Linked DNA regions of Homo sapiens: region 2 is linked to region 1. A link is a contact called in ENCODE Hi-C or POLR2A ChIA-PET data. All regions are on one chromosome and are shown on one strand. The core of a region is the stretch at or near the end of the contact, and the rest is flanking DNA. Distances in the headings are between cores, read along the strand shown.

Region 1 (4,952 bases), core at 1,166-3,665:
CTGGTTTTATGTGTTTTTAAGGATATCCAAGAGATCCAAAAGCCATTTTCATTTCCACAGCCCTGTGCATTTGTGTAGGAAAAAAGAACAAGGAATCAGCCCCCTGTTGCTCCACTACAACAATTTAACCATCCGCGAGTATGTCAGTTTTCAAGTTGAGCATGTGGACATCATTACTGCGTTGACTGCCTTAGCCTGCCCAGTCTACAACCAGACCCAGGACTCAGATAAAAAGCCACTTAACTTTTCCTTCGCGGAGAAAGGGGCAGACAGTGGGAAATAAACGAGCATTGTTCAGTGTCCTTTACTATACAGCTTTTGATTCTTAGCAAAATGCCAGTTCTTAGCTATTTCTTTAATGTTAGCAGAGCCTCTGCCTATAAAAAGTGAAGCATTACCTTGCAGTCTGTCTTTTTTTTTTTTTTTTTTTTTTGCACAGGTTCCAGTGGAGAATGTTCTTTCGCACACAATGACATTGCAAGGATGACAAGAATAACCACATGTCAAGCTTGCAGCAAGCACTAGGACCACAACACCTTCTCACCATTACGTCATGGCTACTTCCTTACCAAAGTACTCCCCCCAATTCCTAAGACTTCCAACAGGCTCCGGGAGTACCAAGTTAAGATCTGACTTGGAATTCGACATAAAACTGCACGTGGGCAGGCTTCACATCTCACCTCAAAGAAAGCACACCTTCCCAGGAAGATAAGGTGGAAACAGAGACTGATGGAGAGAACCAGATTCTTAGGAAAACAGACTCTCTCAACCCTCAAGAGAAGCTCTTGAAATGACAACAGAACCAGAAAATCATTTTGAGCCACTGAGCAATTGGTACCTTGCACTTCAAGTGACATATTTAGACAAGTGGACCTCATGGACTGGAGATTTGTTTCTGTCCTGTTCTGGATTTCAGCAGTTTAATTTGCAATTCAAATGATATTAATAACCAGTGATACTGTTTCTTAAAGGGCAATTAGGCAAAAAGAAAAAAAAAATCCCCCAAAGCCTGCTTACCCTTTTACTTTCTAAGTCACAGAAACCAAACAGTACATTTTAGGGAATGCCCCATCCGCCTTTATGTCTTGCAGGGGGTTTCAGAGCTTAATCTCTGTCAATGTGAACACAAACCAACTGTCTTTTTCTTCCTCTTCTCTAAACCGCAGAGTCCCTTCAAACGGGCTCCCTGCAGCCCACCACCCTAAGCCTTCATTTCTCTACCGCTCAACCTTTGAGGTCTACAGTATCCCCCTGGAAAGTGCTCTCGGTGTTTATATTTGCGGAAATTTAAACTCCCTGCTGAGCTGAGCATCTACTGTTGCATCTATAGATTCCAATGCCTGAGAGACCTCAAATGAGAAGAAAATAAAGTCCAGATGCAACTGAGCCAAGGGATTTGGCATCCGCGGAGAAAAGTGCACAGCAGTGCAATCCTCTATCCCAACCACGGCGGCAGAGCCCGGAGCTCTCTCTGGGAAGGAGCCTAAGGAAGTGGGGGGAACTGTGCCATTCACCCCTGCGGGGGGTGGGGAAAAGGCCCCGGCATGAAAAGTTTGCACGGAGCTAGGGGGCTGGTGCCACGGAAAGGGCACTTTCTGATGCCGGAAGGGACCCGCCGGCTGCGCCTCGCTCAGGCTGGCCGGGGCCGGTGTGACCGTGTGACCCCGTGCACACTGCGCTCGGGTTTTCGTGAATGACAGCAGCCTGCAACTCCCAGCCGGAGAGCAGCGGTGGCCACCGCCGGGCGGAAAGGGTTACAAGCCAGAATGCAAAGCGATTTCGCCCCGGGTGTGGGGGACCCCGGGTCCCCGGCCACCTCCGAGGCCGGGCGTGCTCTGCTCGCCTTCCTCCGCCCTGGGCGCCGGGGCGATCCTACCTTGCGCTCCAAGCTGGGGGTTCTCCATGTTCGTCGCCGCCGAGTCCCCCGCCGCCGAGGCGCTGGCCGCGGCTCCCGGGCCCGGGCCGGGGCCGCCGCCGCCGCTCAGTTCCGCCAGTCTCCGGTTGGTGGCCGTGAGTTCGGCTCGCAGGTTGGTCACCTCCTGGCTGGCCGACTGGACCGCCCCATCGATGCGGAGCGCGAGCTGCTTATTGTCTTCCATCATGCTCAGGATTTTGGCCTGGGGGCGAGAGAGGTGACAAAGAGCTGCATGATGCGCGGGGGGCGCGCGGCCGGGCACCCCCGGCTCTACCTGTTGTGTCCTCCGCGGCCCGGCTTCGCCCGCGCCCCGACCCCCAGGCACCGGCAGCGCCGGTTCCTCCGGCACAGGAATGACAGCGGCGCCTCCAGCCCTAGCCGCGGCGGTGGCGAGGCGGCGGGGGGAGGAGGCGGAGGAGAAAAAAGAGGAGGAGAAGGAGGAGGAGGAGCAGCGATCGCCGAGACCCCGGCGGGCGGGCGCCGAGAGCTGCTCCAAGAAGGACACCGCGCGCCACCAGGCACTCTTTAAATGGAGCCTACCATTCGCCGCCGGCTCGGGAGGGGGTCTCGGTCGGAGGCTGGGGGCACCCTTGGCCTCCCGCGCCCCCGTACTTCGGAGACACACCCCCCGGGGGGGCGGAGGCGGCGGACGGCAGTCGGGAGGGGGCCAAGGTGGCGCCCCTGGCGAGGGGCAGGGGTCGCCTGGACCGAGGCCGGCCCTCTGTCCCCTCCCTTGAGCGGTGGGGCAGCCCCCGCCCTGGAGAACTGGTGCCCCGAGCCGTGCTAAGGTTGGGGAGGTGCTGGGTGCTCGGAAGAGAGGGTGCTTGGAAAGGGGGCCTCAGAGGGGAGCCGGGGTGGATCTCCATGGAAGGGAGACGCTTGCGCCAGCTCAGGAGTGGAGTTCGTGCTCCACCGGTTCCTTAAACTGCGAGTACGAAATCCCCAGAGGGGAGCTGAGCTGGTGCCCCGCGTGCCTCTCACTCTCCACCCCCCACCCGCAGGCCAGACCTGCGCTGCCCACCCCAGGAGGGAGCGCCTATCTTCCTCGGCGTGGGCCGCTGGTGCTCCCGCCTCTCCACAGCCCTAGCCCTGTGTGTGCATCCAGGTGGAGGAGCAGCCTTAGCCAGCTCCTAAGCTTCTTAGCCGGGCTGAATATTGGCGGGGACAGAGATGAGGTTGAGAGATAAGAAGGAAGGCGTCGATGGGGCTTCTTCCCTTTCTTCTACTGGGAGCAGAAGAGTTGAGCCCTGCTGCCTCAGTTTACCCATCCCCTCTTCACAGAAGAACTGAGGTAACCTGACGTTGATATGCCCTCTCCAGCTCCTCTTTCTCTCCCAGACCACAGGCTTTGCATTTTTCACTGGGGCCCTGGATTCCAGCCACCAGACCTTGTTACCATAGCAAACTTCATTCCATGCAAATAGGACAATTTAAAACAGCCAGCAACCCTCTGGTCAACAGGGCGCCATCATTCCAGCTCAGTCAACCTCCGGAGAGCAGCAAAGAGCAGATTGCAGAAGCCAGTGGGGTGCTGCGAGGAAAAATGAGGCTGCCCACCCTTCAGGTTCTTACAGGAAGCCCATAAGAACCAAGCAAAAACTGCGTGTAGAGTGCTTTTATATGCATTCTTATCTCTTGTGAGTGAGGATTATTATTCCCATTTTAGGGATAAGGAAACTGAGGCTCTGCATAGGGTTAAGCAATTTACTTAAGGGGCCCGCAGAAACCAGGTGACAGCGGGACTGGAAGAAAGTAATCATCTGATTGCAAGTTCCTCCTGCTGCGCCTTCAGGAGGCCTTGGATGATAGATTTCTCCCCCCTTTTCTGTGGAACCATAAAAACAGTCTTGCTCCATTCCCCTGTGACCACTAACAAGCTTTTGCAAGAGGGCAGGATTTGATGGTGGAGCATGTGGCAGGAAGACACAATTCTTCACTCTGTCCGCTCTGCTCAGCTAATGGGTCAGTTCGGGGATCGAACCCTGACCTTAACCTCATTAACACAAGTTCTTACCAACTGGACCAACCAAGGCACTTAGAACTGCTTAGTGTATCTGCAAACCAGGATTCAGTTCTTTGCAGTCTTTCAGTTACGTTATGGGGAGAGCATCAAAACTACAGAGCTGTGTGGGTCTTGAAAAGGGGGATGCCGTGGTGCAGCCATTGTGGAAAACATATTAGCAGTTCCTTGAACAGTTAAACATAGGATTACCATACGACCCAGCAAATCCACTCCTAGGTATATGTCCAAAACAAATATCCAAACAAAAATTTGTACATGAATGTTCATAGCAGCACTGTTCATTAGTAGCCAGAAGGCAGAAATAACCCAAATGTCCATCAACAGATGATTGGATGAACAAATTGCAGTATGCAATGGAATATTACTCAGCCGTGAAGAGTACTGATACATGCTACTACTACGTGGATGAAGCTCCAAAACATTATGTTAGTTGAAAGAAGCCCGACATAGAAGGTCACATATTATACGATTCAATTTATATGAAATATCCAGAATAAATAAATCCATGAAACAGGAAGCAGATTGGTGTTTGTCAGGGGCTGTGGGGAGGGAAGAATGAGAAGTAACTGCTTAATAGGTGCCGGGTGTTACTTTGTGCTGACTGATGAAAATGTTTTAGAACTAGACAGAGGTGGTGGTGGCACAACACGGTGAATGTACTAAGTGCCATTGAATTGTTCACTTTAAAGGGCTTAATTTCATGTTATGTAAATTTTACCTCAATCAAAAAGTCATATATGCAAATACACAAATAGAGAGGATGGGAATGTTTTGGAACTAGGGCTTCTGAGCAAACAGTTAAGAGTAGCTCTATTTAGAGGGCCGTGTGTGTGTGTGTGTGTGTGTGTGTGTGCGCACACGTGTGCGTGCACTCACACCTCTGGTATAGCACTCAGCAGAAGAAACAGTAATTTATCTGTTTATATGTCTCTCTCCCACTTCACTGGGAACTTGTGGGTGGGGGAAGGAGGGTTATCCGGCTTTTTATGTCATTCATCTTTGCGTCCTTGCCGC
Region 2 (4,574 bases), core at 1,058-3,557, 180 kb after region 1:
AGTAAACACGGAAGCCCACGGATGTTCTCTGAAGCACACTCAGATCACATCTCATCAGAACCCAGAATATGAAACTCACCAACCAAAGCCAAAACACAGAATTCAATTTAAGTTTAAAATAACAAAGGTAAAATAGCGATTTGCCTATTTTCTTCTTGGTTCACATTGGCTGACCAGGCTCCTTTGCTGCTGAAATTTCTCAGAACCTTCACCAATGTGCATCAGGAATATCCAAGACAGACTTTCCAAATCTCAGTCACTGGAGTGGACAAAATTCACTTTGCAAAATATTGACATTGGCGTGGAAGATGAGCCCATGCACTGTTGGATATATTTGTTACTTTGTTGCATTTACTAGCTCATTGGGCAGTCAGTGTAGTTGGTTATTCAGACAAGGGGAAGAGTTTCCCCAGGACCCAGTGTAGTAAGTGAAAGAGGCCGGGGGAGGGGAGGGGACTAAGGCCTATGTCAGGGTTTTGAAAGGTGAGCTTGGCCAACTCCGAGAGAAATTTTGTGGTAAAAAGAGTTTGGGAGATTCCTTTTGGGCAGTCACATGCCCACTCTCAAAATCAGGTTCTGTGAAGTTTTGAATAAAGACGCTTGTTCAACAGTATTTAACCCAGAATTTTCCAAACTTGTGGATAGAAGTTTGGAACATAAGTCGGCTTATGTTTCTAAGACTTTGGTTTGGGAAACATGCTTTATTGAACCCACAATGTCTCAGAATCACAGTTTGCCACTGTCCTAATGTGGTAACATTAAGGGAACAATCAACTGTGCATAGTAGGGTCTTTATGGGAATGTACATTCCAAGCCCTAATCAGGGATCAAGGGATGTGTTTTCTCCCAATGTGGCTTTCCTCGTGTCCTTCTTGGATGGAGACTTCAAAGCTACTGTTGGAGGATAGAGCATAGCACCCCCAAGAAAACCCATCCCAAAAGAAGAATGTAAGATAATACAGAGTCAATAACCAAATTCTGAATGGGGTGCTAGGAATGCTCTACTATTCAAGAACCATTCCCCCCATCACTCCAAGGAATATTTTAAAACTCACTGGGAGCTCTTCCCTGAATAATGAGGGCAAACAATTATTTATCATTGATACAAATTGATTACACACTATTTTCATCCTTTTAATTGATGTAGTAGTAGCTCTAGCTATAACCTAAGGCATAGTGTTTAAGACCAATTCCTGAGAGAGGGCAGCGTGCTGGCAGCCCTCTCTCGCTCTCCACGCCTCCTTGGCCTCGGCGCCCACTCTGGCCGCGCTTGAGGAGCCCTTCAGCCCACCGCTGCACTGTGGGAGCCCCCTCTCTGGGCTGGCGGAGGCCGGAGCTGGCTCCCTCTGCTTGCGGGGAGGTGTGGAGGGGAGGTGTGGAGGGGAGGTGTGGAGGGAGAGGTGCGGGCGGCAACCGGGGCTGTGCGCAGCGCTCCCAGGCCAGCTTGAGTTCTGGGTGGGATGGGCTCGGTGGGCCCCGCACTCGGGAGTGGCCGGCTGGTGCCGCCGGCCCCGGGCAGTGAGGGGCTTAGCACCTGGGCCAACAGCTGCAAAGGGTGCGCCAGGTCCCCCAGCAGAGACGGCCTGCAGGCGCTGCACTCGAATTCTCGCCAGGCCTCAACTGCCTCCCGGCATGGCAGGGCTCCAGACCTGCAGCGGGCCATGCCTGAGCCTCCCCACTCCTGCCGTGGGCTCCTGAGCTGCCCAAGCCTCCCCGACGAGCGCACCCCTTGCTCCGCGGCACCTGGTCCCACTGACTGCCCAAGGGCTGAGGACCAAGGGCTGAGGAGTGTGGGTGCATGGTGCGGGACTTGCGGGCAGCTCCCCCCGTGGCTCCGGTGGGGGAATCCACTAGGTGAAGCCAGCTGGGCCCCTGAGTCGGGTGGGTACTTGGAGAATTTATTTACGCCTAGCTCAAGGTTTGTAAATGCACCAATCAGCACCCTGTGTCTAGCTCAAGGTTTGTGGGTGCACTAATCAGCACTCTGTATCTAGCTAATCTGGTGGGGACTTGGAGAACTTTTATGTCTAGCTAGAGGATGGTAAATGCACCAATCAGCACTCTGTGTCTAGCTCAAGGTTTGTAAACGCACCAATCAGCGCTCTGTGTCTAGCCTCTCTAGTGGGGACTTGGAGAACTTTTGTGTCTAGCTCAGGGATTGCAAATGCACCAATCAGCACCCTGTCAAAACGGACCAATCAACTCTCTGTAAAACAGACCAATCAGCTCTCTGTAAAATGGACCAATCAGCAGGATGTGGGTGGGTCCAGATAAGGGAATAAAAGCAGGCTGCCGGAGCCGGGAGTGGCAATCCCCTAATGTTCCCTTCCACCTTGTGGAAGTTTTGTTCTTTCGCTCTTTGCAATAAATCCCATTGTTGCTCGCTCTTTGGGGTCTCACTGTCTGTGCGAGCTGTAATACTCGCCGCAAAGGTGTCTGGCTTCACTTCCGAGACCAGCGAGACCCCGAACCCACCGGGAGGAATGAACAACTCCGGATGGGAGGGACAAACAACACCAGACGCACCGCCTTAAGAGTCCTAACGCTCACCGCGGAGGTCTGCGGCTTCACTCTTGAATGAAGCCAGCGAGATCACAAACCCACCAGAAGGAAGGAACTCTGAACACATCCGAAAATCAGAAGGAACAAACTCCGGACACACTACCTTTAAGAACTGTAACACTCAAATCGCGAGGGTCCACGGCTTCGTTCTTGAAGTCAGTGAGACCAAGAACCCACAAATTCCGGACACTTCCCCACACAGAGGGAACTGGCCTAACACTCTGGTAAGTCCAGGGAAGAGGCGAGTGCTTCATGGAGTGGCTTGGACAGAGCACAGGCTTTGGGCACTCATGTTCTGTGACAAGGGAATGGGCTGGGAGGGATGGTGGCTTCCCAGGCAATGAGATAGATGGGGATGGCCGGGCAGGGTGGAAAGATCACGGACGTCAGACAGAATAGGGGTCAGACCCGGCCTTTCTTTCTTTTGCGCTTTATGACTTTGGGAAAGTCACTGAATTTCTCTGGGCTTCAGTTTACTTACTTTTAAAATGACAGCAGGAACAGTGTCCTCACAGCGTCACTGCAAAGACTATGTATAAGGTATATTTATTACAGTGCCTGGTTTATGCTGGCATAGAAGTTCCTTTGTAAAGATGGGGTGCTACCAAGAGATAAACTTTTTCTATTGAAAATGCTCAATACGGCTCACATAGGAATAAAAATATATAGCATCCTTGTATTTTTCCATGTGCTTATTGAACACTCGTTGACAGTTGTATCCGAATGGCAGGCTAGAAGTTTTCAGACAAGAGTTCACAGGGGGACAGTTTCTGGGTGCCGAGGTGGTCCCCACAAACCCCCATCCAGCCATCATTTCTGCAGATGCAGAAGCCTTATTTTCATTTGCACACACACAAGTGTACTGGTGACTGACTCATGGTAACCAAACTCACAAGACTCTGAGGGATTCTCTGTAGGCGAATTTCATGACTTTGAGTGGGAGAAGGGTCTGGCTTCAGAGCTAGGGAGAGTCCTTTGGCCTGCCCTACTTGAGAGATCAGATCATAGACAAAAAGTTGCTTTGGGAGTATACAGTTAGAAGACAAGCATTGGATCTCCTGAAAAATGCCTTGCCTCTGACTAGGAAAATCAGATTGTCTATAAAACAAGCCTTGCTATCTAGAGGCAAACTCATTTTCCTTGCCTGATGGTGATAAATTCTGACTGGTTCCTAATTTTCAATATTCTTTTCCTTGCACCAAGAACAAAATCACTTCCCACCCGAAAACTTACAACATAGAGGTAGAATGTTATTTCCATTGGTTACATGCTGACAGTAATAATAAAAGTAGTGGCCACTGTTTCCTGAGTGCTTCCTATGTGCCAGGCACAGTGCAAACTACTTTATGCATATTATCTCCTTTACTGATCACAGCAAGCCGGCATGGCTTGAGACTTTCCTGGGGAGGAAATGGACACTCAGAGAGGTTAGATAGCCTGCCAGGGTCATATAGTTAGGAACTTGTGGAGTTAAAAATCTGAACTCAGATCTTCCTGAATTTGAGCTCCTAATATCTCATCAACACTACCTTTAGTAAGATCTAAGGTTCTTATTCTTAGAAATTCTTGCCTCCATTGGACCCACAGGATATGCCGTGGTTCCACTGGTAACTCTGTATGGATCATCTCCTGGGAGGGGACATGTCTAGAGATGGCAAATCTTTCGATGTAGGTTTTTTTTTTTTTTTTTTTTTTTTTTTTTTTTTTTTTTTTTTTTTTTTTTTGAGGCAGTCTCACTCTGTCGCCCAGCCTGGAGTGCAGTGGTGTGATTTCTGCTCACTGCATGCTCTGCTTCCCGGGTTCACGCCATTCTCCTGCCTCGGCCTACCGAGTAGCTGGGACTACAGGCGCCTGCCACCACGCCCGGCTAATTTTTTCTATTTTTAGTAGGGATGGGGTTTCACCATGTTAGCCAGGATGGTCTTGATCTCCTGACCTCGGAATCTGCCTGCTTTGGCCTCCCAAAGTCCTGGGATAACAGGGGTGAGCCACCACACCCGGCCCGATGTAGG

What was found. Hi-C counts contacts between places; a loop is a spot of excess contacts on that map. ChIA-PET counts read pairs that join two places held with the same protein, here RNA polymerase II (POLR2A).
Region 2: a map of dorsolateral prefrontal cortex shows a loop between it and region 1 (2.0-fold over the local background). The contact joins the promoter of KAZN-AS1 here to the promoter of KAZN in region 1. A Hi-C loop is called at or near these places in 1 of 168 maps with a recorded cell type or tissue (dorsolateral prefrontal cortex). POLR2A ChIA-PET finds 5 or more read pairs at or near these places in 1 of 52 experiments (WTC11).

The regions. Positions count from the first base shown.
Region 1 is chr1:14,596,148-14,601,099 of GRCh38, reverse strand. It overlaps KAZN (kazrin, periplakin interacting protein), which reads right to left and starts at 2,415. Exons shown (of 15, transcript NM_201628.3): 1 at 1,877-2,415. The coding sequence starts at 2,102. RefSeq lists a silencer at 1,589-1,748.
Region 2 is chr1:14,417,706-14,422,279 of GRCh38, reverse strand. KAZN-AS1 (KAZN antisense RNA 1) reads left to right here and starts at 2,307. Exons shown (of 5, transcript NR_149058.1): 1 at 2,307-2,786. It also overlaps a transcript of KAZN not described here.